Regions from separate parts of the Homo sapiens genome. Here region 2 is linked to region 1. Evidence: read pairs that join two places in POLR2A ChIA-PET (ENCODE). Cell type or tissue: MCF 10A. All regions are shown on one strand. Links, peaks and the distances in the headings refer to the core of each region. The heading gives the core; the rest is flanking DNA. Region 1 overlaps ARHGAP19 (Rho GTPase activating protein 19). Region 2 overlaps MARVELD1 (MARVEL domain containing 1).

Region 1 (6,355 bases), core at 496-5,495:
CATTAGTGGCCAGCCCTTTTCAAAACATAAATTTAAAGAGAGGTACACAGGGGAGTTACAGAGATAGCACAGTGGACATCTGCTGCTTTTGAATTCCCAATACGTATTTTCCCCTTCCTCTGGTAACAGCACCCCCATTTTCCTTTAAGCAATAAACCTCTCCCCATCTTTCGAATCTATGTGACCTGGTGGGCACTGCCTGTGAGCATGTCATCCAAGCTTAACCAACTGAAACATTCTATTCCCTTCATGAATCCAAGCAAAGGCCCACAAGTCAAACCAGGACAAAAAGTCTCAACTCCAAGACTCTTGTGAATCCTAAAATTGCTAAGCTGGTGGGATGTAAGACTGACACCGTTGGTGGCCTATTACTGCCACTTTTTATACAGAATCTGCCTTCTTAGGAAGCAAATACAGAGGAAACCAGATCTAAGACAGTAAAGAGGTAGATATCTAACAACACTGAGATTTGAGATTTTCCATACAGATTAAACCATACTTGATTTATCCCCTGGACTTTTCAGTTTCTTGAGCCAATTAATAGAGTCTCTTTTTGCTTAAGCTAGTTTTAGTTTCTATCACATATAACTGAAGAATCCTAACAAATATGAATGTGTAAGTCTGTTTGTCCCAGTATGAATCTGAGCCCTCCCTTCTGTATCTTCCCCTTCAGAGCAATGGCTGCCAATCAGTCAGCCATGGCCATGCCATCTCCAGCAAGGTCTGGAACTCTGCCCTAGGGACCCTCTTCCTTGTACATTCTAACTCAGCTGATTCCTGTATCTATTTCTATATTTCTTAGAGATCTCTTTACTTCTTACTAGCCAATTCCTTGTTACTCGAATCCCCAGTTATAGTTTATAACCTATTAAATGTTCTCTGTTTAAAGTACTATGTAGTTTCTTTTTTCTTTTTTTTTTTTTTTTTTTTGAGACAGAGTCTCACTCTGGTCGCCCAGGCTGGAGTGCAGTGGTGCGATCTCGGCTTACTGCAACCTCCACCTCCCAGGTTCAAGCGATTCTCCTGCCCCAGCCTCCCAAGTAGCTGGGATTACAGGCGTCTGCCACCACGCCTGGCTAATTTTTGTATTTTTAGTAGAGACGGGGTTTCACCATATTGGCCAGGCTGGTCTTGAACTCCTGACCTCAGGCAATCCACCCACCTCAGCCTCCCAAAGTGCTGGGATTACAGGCGTGAGCCACCCGCCCGGCTGTTACTATGTAGTTTCTATGGCCTAGCTGAATTTAGTTTATATCGGGTAACAGTAGCAAAACATCAGCACAAAATAAATAGGCTCCAGCATCTGTAGAAACAACCCACCCTAAAAGATGGTTAGTAAAAGTGTAGGTGAGAGTGTTCACTGAAGGTGACCAGAGGGCATCTTCAGGAGGCTGAGGTGGGTGGATCATGAGGTCAAGAGTTCGAGACCAACCTGGCCAACATGGTGATACCCCGTCTCTACTAAAAATACAAAAATTAGCCAGCATGGTGGCGCATGCCTGTAGTCCCAGCTACTCGGGAGGCCGAGGCAGGAGAACTGCTTGAACCCAGGAGACGGAGGCTGCAGCAAGCTGAGATCATGCCACTGCACTCCGGCCTGGGCAACAGAGTGAGACTCTGTCTCAAAAAAAAAAAAAATTGTATTTCAATCACTCTTTTGCTATACTGTTTCCAACCAGAAATGATGCACTTATTGGGAGGAAACTGGGAAACCAAGATAGAAATCAGATCTTGGATGGGTCATATTTTAGATAAGAGGCATTACAGTTTAAGACTCAGAAGGAACCAGACATGGTGGCTCACACCTGTAATCCCAGCACTTTGGGTTGCCAAGGTGGGAGGAGTACATGAGCCCAAGAGTTTGAGACCGCCTAGACAACATAGTGAAACTTCATCTCTATTAAAAAAAAAAAAAAAAAAACTGTCTCAATATTAATAATGGTTGTATCTATCTGGTAAATTGGAGTGGCTAGTTTACCATTTTTCTACATATTTTTCTTTCCTTTTTTTTTCTTTTTTTTAGAGACAGGGTCTCACTCTGGCACCCAGGCTGGAGCACAGTGGTGTCATCATAGCTCACTGCAGCCTTAAGCTCCTAGGTTCAAGCAATCTTCCCACCTCATCCTCCCCAGTAGCTGGGACTACAGGTGCACACCACCACACCTAGCTTTTTTCTCTTATTTTTATTTGTATTTTTTGCTTTTTGTTTTTGAGACATTGTCTCACTCTGTTGCCCAAGCTGGAGTACAGTGGTGCAATCTTGGCTCACTGCAACTTCTGCCTCCCAGGTTCAAGCGATTCTCTTGCCTCAGCCTCTTAAGTAGCTGGGATTACAGATGTGCGACACCATGCCCAGCTAATTTTTGTCTTTTTAGTAGAGACAGGGTTTCACCATGTTGGCCAGGCTGGTCTCGAACTACTGACCTCAAGTGTTCTGCCCACCTTGGCCTCCCAAAGTGCTGGGATTATAGGCGTGAGACACTCAGACCAGCCCCCATTTTTTTCTACATATTTTTCTAGCCTTCTGTAGTAAATATTATATAAGTTTATTTCATAGTGGGGAAGAGGGGAAAAAAGTATATACTGGGGGTTTTTTGAGGCAAGGTCTTGTTCTATTGCCCATGCTAGAATGGTGGCATACTCACGGTTCAGTGCATCCTTGACCTCCCAGGCTCAAGCAATCCTCCTGCCTCGGCCTTCCTAGCAGCTGAGACCAGAGGCATGTGCCACCACGCCTGGCTAACTATTTTTATTTTTAGTAGAGACAATGTCTTGCTAGGTTGCCCAGGCTGGTCTCAAACTCCTGGGCTCAAGTGATCCTACCACCTCAGCCTCCCAAAGTGGTAGGATTACAGATGAGAGCCACCACTTTTAGCCAAACTATATACTCTTAACAAAAAAGAAAGAAAGAAAAAAAAGCATATACTTTTTTTTTTTTTTTTTTTTTCCTGTGAGACTGAGTCTCGCTGTGTCGCCCAGGCTGGAGTGCAATGGTGTGATCTTAGCTCACCACAACCTCCGCCTCCCAGGTTCAAGCGATTCTCCTACCTCAGCCTCCCAAGTAGCTGCGATTACAGGTGCATGCCACTGCACCCAGCTAATTTTTTGTATTTTTAGTAGAGACGGGGTTTCACCATGCTGGCCAGGCTGGTCTTAAACTCCTGACCTCAGGTGATCCGCCCGCCTCCGCCTCCCAAAGTGCTGGGATTACAGGCATGAGACACTGTGCAAGGCCGAAAGTATATACTCTTAAAGCTTCAATGGATTTGTAGGTTGTAGATGTTCCATATAAAAAATGGCTGGACACAGAACAATGCGAATGTAGTTAACATTAATTAACTACACACTTAATAGGTAAGATGATAAACTGTTATGTTTTTTAATACAATTTTTTAAAACAAATTTATTTTTATTTATTTTTTTTAACAACAGGGTCTCAGTCACCCAGGCCAGAGTGTAGTGGCGGCATTCTAGCTTATTGCAGCCTCAAACTCTTGAGCTCAAGTGATCCTCCTGCTTCAGCCTCCCAAGTAGCTGGGACTGCGGGTATGTGCCACCATACCTAGATAATTTTCTCTTTTTTTTTTTGCTTTTTTTTTTTTTTTTTTGAGACAGAGTCTCTCCCTCTGTTGCCCAGGCTGGAGTATAGTGGCACAATCTCGGCTCACTGCAACCTCCAGCTCCCAGGTTCAAGCAATTATCCTGCCTCAGCCTCCCTAGTAGCTGGGATTATAGGCAACCGCCACACACCCAGCTAATTTTATATTTTTAGTAGAGACAGGGTTTCACCATGTTGGCCAGGCTAGTCTCGAACTCCTGACCTCAAGTGATCTGCCCGCCTCGGCCTCCCAAAGTGCTGCGATTACAGGCGTGAGCCACCATGCTTGGCCTAAGCCAAATGTAATGTTTACAGCAAAAAGTTTACAGATTTCCTATATCACTCTTTATAACACTACCGACCCAATTGTTCTGACCAAAGTAAACTTGTGCAACAATATCTGCTTTGCTTTATGCTGTGGTTTCATGCCACTTACCAGTTTATGCAGATTAATTTTAAAATTCTGTTTTCTTCCTTCCCCTCCTTCCAAGACAGGCCTTATTTACAAATATGATCAAACTCTCTAAACCTGATCATTGATAAAATGTAAAATAAAACCAGATTCAAGAAAATCCCCTGAAGAAATCTACTCCTCATTACCCTTCAGATAGAATTTAACAGCACAAATACAAAACTAGATTCAGGTTTTCTCACTTAACTGTGCATGTAAGAACAGACAAGTCTTCCTGGGATCAATAAAGGTTTAAACCTTTTAAACCATTTTTCTCGAAGGAACACATTACTGTCTTATTACAGAAAAAGCAATTTAACCAAAAGGCTCAGGCCAGGCACGGTGGCTCACACCTGTAATCCCAACACTTTGGGAGGCCAAGGTGGGTGGATCACCTGAGGTCAGGGGTTTAAGACCAGCCTGGCCAACATGATGAAACCCCATCTCTACTAAAAATACAAAAATTAGCTGGACGTGGTGGCACATGGCTGTAGTCCCAGCTACTGAGGAGGCTAAGGCAGGAGAATTGTTTAAACCCAGAAGGCGGAGGTTGCAGTGAGGCACGATTGCGCCACTGCACTCCAGCCTGTGCCACAGAGCGAGACTCCGTGTCAAAAAACCAAGGCTCAGAAGTCATGTTTACTAACCAATATTCCATACCTAAGGTATATGTAAATTAACAAGACATAGAACCCTTTCCACATCTTCAGACACCTCCCCTGTCCTCCAGAAACATTTCCAGGCATTCTACTGTCTGTTCCTAAGCTGGCTCTTCATGTAATAATAGTTAGCACTTTCTTTTTAAGTCTCTTTTTAATTAAAAAATACTAAGCTGTGCGTATTTCCCTACTGCCAATTATGAGGAGAAGTAGCTTTATTTCATTTCCTGCTTTCGCCTTTTCTCTTTGACCCTTAAAGGTCTGTATTATGTTTATACTATTATTGATAAAGTGGATAGTTTTTTTTGTTTTTGTTGTTGTTGTTGTTTGTACAGGGTCTCACTCTATCACCCAGGCTAGAGTGCAATGGCAGGATGATGGCTGTTTGCAGCCTCCACCTCCCGAGCTCAAGTGATCCTCCCACCTTAGCCTCCCAAGTAGCTGGGACCACAGGCGTGCATCACCACACCTGGCTATGTGTTTTTATTTTTTTTATAGGATCTCCCTATATTGCCCAGGCTAGTCTCAAACTCCTGGCCTCAGGTGATCTTCCTGTCTCTGCCTCCCCCTCCCAAAATACTGGGATTACAGGCGTGAGCCACCATGCCTGGCAGTGGATATTTTCTATTTGTGATTCCCCTTTAGTATTGTCTGCTTAAGAGTAACTTGAAGGTATAAGAAATGAAATGTGTTAAATTTTAAAGGACCATTCTACTTAATAAAAACCAGAAATGGAAGGGAGGGGGTGTTCCTCATCAACAGGTCAAAAACATAACATGGGAATCTTTATAGGCAGAGCAATTTTTCCTTGTTTAAATCTTTGGCCAGGTGCAGTGGCTCACACCTATATTCCCAACACTTTGGGAGGCCAAGGCAAGAGGAATGCTTGAGCCCAGGAGTTTGAGGCCCACCTGGGCAATATAGGGAGACTCAGTCTCTAGAATAAATTTTAAAAATTAGCCGAGTGTGGTGGCGCATGCCTGTAGTCCCAGCTACTTGAGAGGCTAAGGTGGAAGGATTGCTTGAGCCCAGAAGGTCATGGCTATAGTAAGCCATCATCATGCCACTACACTCCAGCCTGGACCACAAAGTGAGATCCTGTCTCAAAAAAAATCATAATAAGTTTTTTAAAATAAATATTTTGGCTGGGTGCGGTGGCTCACGCCTGTAATCCCAGCACTTTGGGAGGCCAAGGCAGGCAGATCACCTGAGGTCGGGAGTTCAAGACCAGCCTGACCAACACGGAGAAACACTGTCTCTACTAAAAATACAAAATTAGCCGGGCTTGGTGGCACATGCCTGTAATCCCAGCTACTCGGGATGCTGAGGCAGGAGAATCTTTTGAACCCAGGAGGTGGAGGTTGCGGTGAGCCAAGATCGTGCCATTGCATTCCAGCCGGGGCAACAAGAGCGAAACTCTGTCTCAAAAATAAATAAATAAATAAATATTTTATTAAAAGAAGTTAAAGCATTTGTAATTATTAGGAGCAGTGTTAAAATAATGATGAAAAAACAAAAAGCTGGGCAGTTCTAAATGATCACATATTCTGCATTCAATATTTACATATGTATTCATCTGTGCAAATCAGACCATTTTTCCTCTTCTTTATGGAATACAAGAGGCCACACTATCAACAGAACGTTAGA
Region 2 (6,355 bases), core at 219-5,218, 430 kb after region 1:
CCATCAGAGCACCTATGTAGCTCTATTATATGGTTGGCACGTCTCAAAGCATTTTATAGGTGTCCATTGATTCTCTCAGTAACCCTAATGAGGTGGGTTCTAATGTCATTGCCATATTCCAAATGAGGAGGTTGAATCCCAGAGAGGTTAAATACCTTGCCCAAGGTCTCCCAGCTAATGAGTGGTAGAGGTAGGATTTGAACCCTGGCAGCCTGGCCTCTTCATGACCAGGCTATACTCTATATAGTAGGGTATCAATACATGTTAGATACTGTTAATGTAGCTATTTTTTAAATTGTGGTAAAATATACATAAAATTTACCATCTTAACCATTTTTAAGTGTATAGTTCAGTGGCATTAAGAACATTCACAGCTAGTCGCAGTGGCTCATGTCTGTAATCCCAGCACTTTGGGGGGCCGAGGCTTGAGACTAGGAGTCCCCTCAGCCCCAAGTGCTGGTGCAGTGAGAGCCTGGGGTGAGACACTTGGGGTGCTTTGGAAGCCCTTTGACTTTGGTTCTCCTGTTGCAGGTTTCCATGTTGCTGAGGCCATGGAGATTCCCAGAGCTGGTCACACCGACCGCTCTCAGGGCCCGCTGCCCTGGGCTGGCAACACCATTCTGGCCTTGGCCTGCAGAAGCTTTCAGAGTCTTCACTGGCAGTAGGGGGAGATGGGGAGAGGAATGATCTCTGCCCAGCCCCTTCCTTTCCAAACCATGCAATGGAAGAGCCCAGATGGGTGAAGATTGATTTTGCCTTAACTCAAGAGAATTCCTGTTCTCCTTGTGCTATGATTTGGACACAAGATTCTGGATACCTGGAACTTAGCTGTGTACTCCTGTACCCTAAACAGTGGATTTGAGTTCCAGCGTTTATTCTTTTTTCCTTTTTTCAGATCACCATCTAAGTTACATCTTTAGCTCAGGTCCATCCTTCTCAAGATCTCCTTCTTAGCCCCCCAGCCCCTGGTGCTGTCTGTGGTCAGGTGACCTTACTCAGGAGCAGATATCTCCTTGGCCGCCATGGAGCCTCATCCATCCACACGTGCCTGTAGCATTCCAGAGCTCACTGCCCTTCTAGATGTGCCTTCCCGCTTGGCTTCCAGCGGCTTGTGCTCACTCTGTCTGCCAGGTATGAGAAGAACACGTAAGACCGCCACCACACTCACCCTCCCTCAAGGCCCTGTGCCATAGGGGTGGCCACCCGACCTGCCCCCAGAACTTTTGGATACTGGAGGCAGTTGCATAGGTCTCCCTCTCTGGGCACCAGGACTCAGTCCAGCCCAAGACTACTCTGGGCAGCTCCCATCCCAGTCTGGGGCCATTTGCAGACTCAGGAAAGGATTTCTACAGTGTTCTATAAAAGCCAAAAGAGAGAGTGGGTTTGGGAAGAGTGAGGGTGGTTGGGGAGAGGGGACCGATGTGCCTCATTGTTTAGTGGTGATTACAAATATGCTTTTCTGGATAAAGTTTGGTTGTTTGCTCTTGGTGTGTGTGTCTTCTGTCCTGGTCCTCTGTAGCGTCCCTCCATGTGAGGTCCTCCCATTCTATCTCATTGTGCCTCACGCCCTGCTGCTGGCCTCCTTTCTGCCTCTCTGGCTTCCTCTTTCCTTCTAGGAGGGAAAGAGAGTGAGTTCACAGATCTCTAGTGCAGTTAGGAGCTTGGGCCAGGGGTTGCCTGAGGACAGAAACCAGAGGGAAGAAAACTGCCTGTGTCCCTGATGGAGGCTGGAGGGAATTCCAGAGGCTTTTGTCCCTGCTCTCAATGGGCCCTCTGTTAGGGAGCTCCACTGCCTCTCATTCTGTGCGCAGAAAGACCGTGGTTGTGGAGCTAGAGGGTCCTGTTCTAGTCCAACCCCATCGTTTTACAGAAGAGGAAATGAAGTCCAGGGCGTGGTGGCAACCTGCCTGATGCTACACAGCTGATTAGGGGCAGAGTTGGGGTCTCCCGTAGCCAGGCCCTGTTTTTTTCCCTGCACACCACTGTGGCCTGCTCTGGTGTTGCCTCCTGGACCACACCCCACCTGCCTTTCACCCGATTCCCCAGAGATTCTTTGTCCAGCCAGCTGCTGGCTGCTGACGGATGCCCTGGAAAGGGTGTGAGGGCAGAGTTAAGAGGCTTCCTCCCAGGCTCCTCCTCCCTGTGCCCTGGGCGTGACATCTGCAGCCTGGAAAGAGGATTTTTCAAAACTCACCTGGAACATTCCTCCTCCCTGTGCCCTGGGCGTGACATCTGCAGCCAGGAAACAGGAAGATTTCAAAACTCACCTGGAACAGCTCCAGGCTGGGATCTGATGCCACGTGTGTGTGCGCCACACCCACTGTCTTCCAAAGAACCATTCCAGTGCCTGCGCACACAAACATACACAGGCACACACACTCTCTTCATAATTTGGTTTGTGACTGGAGAGTGGGGGAGGAAAACACCATCAGCTGCCAAGGCCCCTCCCCTACTCCCCTCTTCCCTCTCCTGTCTGTTCGTGAATTTCAGGCAAAGTAAAAAGTGGCTCTGCTTTCTGCAAAGGCTGGTAAGCCCCTGCTCTACTCTATTTTAGCAGTGGAGCGTTTTGCAGTTGAAAATGTGCTTCCCCCTGCATTACCCTATTTGATCTTCTCTGTAGTCTTTTGTTTCTTTTGAGATGGAGTCTTGCTCTGTCACTCAAGCTGTAATGCAATGGCATGATCTCAGCTCACTGCAACCTCCATCTCCCAGGTTCAAGCAATTCTGCCTCTGCCTTCTGAGTAGCTGGGACTACAGGCGCGCACCACCAGGCCCTACCAATTTTTGTATTTTTAATAGAGACGGGTTTTCACTATGTTAGCCAGGCTGGTCTCAAATTTCTGACCTCACATGATCCACCCGCCTCGGCCTCCCAAAATGCTGTGATTACAGGCGTAAGCTACTGCACCCAGCCCCTTCCCAGTAGTCTCATAGGTTGGCATTGTTGCCCCCCACATCTGCCACCTCATTCAATAGAGGAAATGGAGCCCAGAGAATGGAAAGGCCTTATCCATGGTCACAGAGCTGGCTAGCGGCAGGGCAGGGACTGGAAGGCAGAGGTTTCTTTAAGCCCTGTGGTCCTTTGGCAGGCTCTAGAGAGTCTAGGGAGTTTGGTTTTCCTTCCAGGAGACCAGGTGTTTAGGAATGGCCTAATCTGGCATTTCCTGCTTAGTGCACTTTGAAATAAGACACTGCTTCTCAGAGACATAATGAGGTCCTATGAGTGGGAAATCTCAGGGTTTATGTCTATTACTTTTCCTGCTTTTCTAGGGTTGGAGGTGGGGTGGTCAGCGGTAAAAAACAAGAATTAATAAATGAACATTTTCAATGATAAAAGGAAAAAGCAGGAATATGAGAGAGAAAAGTTTGGTTAGCATGATTTATTTACGTGTTTTTTGTTTGGTCACAATAGTTATTTATAAAATAAAATAGCAATATATATCCATGAAAATATAATACCAATATGCACCATCAAAAAACGTAAGCAGTATAGATTTGTAAAAAGAGAAGCTGGGCCAGGCGCAGTGGCTCATGCCTGTAATTCCCAACACTTTGGGAGGCTGAGGTGGGCAGATCACTTGAGCTCAGGAGTTCGAGACCAGCCTGGGCAACATGGCAAAACCCTGTCTTGACAAAAAATATGAAAAAAATCAGCTGGGCATGGTGGCGTGTGCCTGTGGTCCCAGCTATTCAGGAGGCTGAAGTGGGAGGATCTCTTGAGCCTGGGAGGTTGAGGCTGTAGTGAGCCATGATTGTGCCACTGCACTCCCACCTGGGCGACAGAGTGAGACCCTCAAAACAACAACGAAAAAAACAAAAAGTAAAAAGAGGCTGGGCGAGGTGGTTCACGCTCTGGGAGGCCAAGTTGGGTGGATCACTTGAGTTCAGGAATTTGAGACCAGCCTGGGCAACATGGTGAAACCCTGCCTCTACCAAAAAATACAAAAATTAGCCGGGCATGGTGACACGCACCTGTAGTCCCCAGCTACTCGAGAGGCTGAGAAGAGAATTGCTTCAACCTGGGAGGCAGAGGTTGCAGTGAGCCGAGATCGTGCCACTGCACTCCAGCCTGGGCAACAGAGTGAAACTCAGTGTCAAAAAAAAAAAAAAAGTATAAAGAAGTCATTTGACCATCCTAATCTCTCTTTTCTTTTTTTTTTTTTTTTTTGAGACGGAGTCTCGCTGTGTCGCCCAGGCTGGAGTGCAGTGGCGCGATCTGGGCTCACTGCAAGCTCCGCCTCCTGGGTTCACGCCATTCTCCTGCCTCAGCCTCCTGGGTAGCTGGGACCACAGGCGCCCACCACGATGCCTGGCTAATTTTTTTTTGTATTTTTAGTAGAGATGGGGTTTCACCGTGTTAGCCAGGATGGTCTCCATCTCCTGACCTTGTGATCCGCCCACCTCGGCCTCCCAAAGTGCTGGGATTACAGGTGTGAGCCACCACACCCGGCTTTTTTTTTTTTTTTTTTTTTGACGTGGAGTCTCACACTGTCCCCCAGGCTGGAATGCAGTGGCGTGATCTTGGCTCACTGCAAGCTCTGCTTCCCGGGTTCACGCCATTCTCCTGCCTCAGCCTCCCGAGTAGCTGGGACTATAGGTCCCTGCCACCACACCTGGCTATTTTTTTGTGTTTTTAGTAGAGATGGGGTTTCACCATGTTAACCAGGATGGTCTCGATCTCTTGATCGTATGATCTGCCTGCCTCGGCCTCCCAAAGTGCTGGGATTGCAGGCATGAGCCACCATGCCTGGCCTTGACCATCCTAATCTCATACCCTAGAGAAAAATCATTGTGTTTTGTTGTTGTTGTTTTGTTTTGTTTTTTTTTTTGTTTCGAGACACAGTCTTACTCTGTCGGCTAGGCTGGAGGACAGTGGCATGATCTTGGTTCACTGCAACCTCCGTCTCCCAGGTTCAGGTGATTCTAGTGCCTCAGTCTCCCGAGTAGCTGGGATTACAGGTGTGTGCCACCACAACCAGCTAATTTTTGTATTTTTAGTAGAGACAGAGTTTCACCATGTTGGCCAGGCTGGTCTCGAACTCCTGATCTGAGGTGATCCATCCACCAAAATCTTTGTTAACTATTAACTCTCCTTCCTCTTTTTTTTGAGACAGGGTCTTCCTCAGTTGTGCAGGTTGGAATGCAGTGGTGTGATCACGGCTCACTGCAGCCTCGACCTCCTGGGCTCAGGTCACCCTCCCACCTCAGTCTTCCAAGTAGCTGAGACTACAGACACATGCCACCACACCCAGCAATTTTTTTTTTTTTTTTTTTGTATTTTGGTAGAGACAGGGTTGTAACCAGTTGCCCAGCCTGGTCTTGAAGTCCTAGACTCAAACAATCCGCCGACATGGCCTCCCAAAGTGTTGGGATTACAGCCATGAGCAACCGCGCCGGACCTCTCTAGTTTTTATAACTAATCAAACATTTATGGATGTGCGCGCACACACACACACACACAGACTCTTGCACGACTTAACTTTTTAAATGTAACAATAATATAGTTCCAACTCTCTATGTCCATAGAAACAGTAGTCAGGGACTGCAAGAGTTCTATGGGCTTTCTGGAACCTTTATAACTTTCTTACACTGGTTAACTTTGTTAGTCCCTTGGGTGTTCCCTGTAGAGATCGTAATTAAACCCATAAAAGGAGGTGGGTCCTTTTCTAGTGATGAGGAAACAGATAGTGAGGGCAGGTGGTTCCCCGGGCCTGTGCCCTTTCTAACCCTTATGCTGCCAAGAGTAGCAAGGATGGGAGGAGCCCTGGAGTGGCTGCATCCCACTCCATAGCCAGTCTTGAGGATAGGAGTCCCAGGGACTAGGGTTGGTGGGGGCAGCTGGAAAGAGATGAGGAGGGCCTGAGACTTTCTGGGCCCGGTGGGGCAACGTATGCTGGGGAGGTGGTCAGAACCCAAGAAGAGCACTTAAGACATGCCTGGCAGGAGGTCTGTGGGACCCACCCAGGCCAGCCTCAACAGCCCATGGAAATTCCAGATTGGTTTCTAATCTGAAGGCCCTTCTTCCCTCCTTAATCCATGGCCTCATGGCCTCATTCCTTTATTCCTTTTATTTTTTTATTTTTTGAGACCAAGTTTCACTCTGTCACCCAGGCTGGAGTGCAGTGGCACGATCTCGGCTCATTGCAACATCTGCCTTCTGGTTCAAGCGATTCTCCTGCCTCAACCTCCTGAGTAGCTGGGATTACAGGCGCGTGCCACCACGCCCAGCTAATTTTTGTATTTTTAGTAGAGACGGGGTTTTACCCCGTTGGCCAGGCTGGTCTCGAACTCCTGACCTCAGGTGATCACCCAGCTTGGCCTCCCAAAGTGCTGGGATTACAGGCATGAGCCGCCA

Evidence for each region. ChIA-PET counts read pairs that join two places held together with the same protein. Peaks named below come from ENCODE experiments on the same cell type or tissue, not always from the same donor. Only the 100,000 strongest peaks of a DNase experiment are listed, where the experiment ranks them.
Region 2: POLR2A ChIA-PET joins it to region 1 with 7 read pairs; 2 of 35 experiments call an interaction of 5 or more read pairs at or near these places.

What each region holds. Positions count from the first base shown.
Region 1 is chr10:97,281,930-97,288,284 of GRCh38, forward strand. All of the region lies in intron 1 of ARHGAP19 (Rho GTPase activating protein 19), which reads right to left. All of the region lies in intron 1 of ARHGAP19-SLIT1 (ARHGAP19-SLIT1 readthrough (NMD candidate)), which reads right to left. Among named protein-coding and RNA genes, the nearest start is that of ARHGAP19, 7.5 kb to the right of the region's middle. In MCF 10A, for the core only: no CTCF peak of the experiment used is centred there; no DNase peak of the experiment used is centred there.
Region 2 is chr10:97,716,663-97,723,017 of GRCh38, forward strand. It overlaps MARVELD1 (MARVEL domain containing 1), which reads left to right. Exons shown (of 2, transcript NM_031484.4): 2 at 532-1,488. Among named protein-coding and RNA genes, the nearest start is that of MARVELD1, 6.1 kb to the left of the region's middle. RefSeq lists an enhancer at 2,397-3,217. In MCF 10A, for the core only: no CTCF peak of the experiment used is centred there; a DNase peak (open chromatin) is centred at 2,229.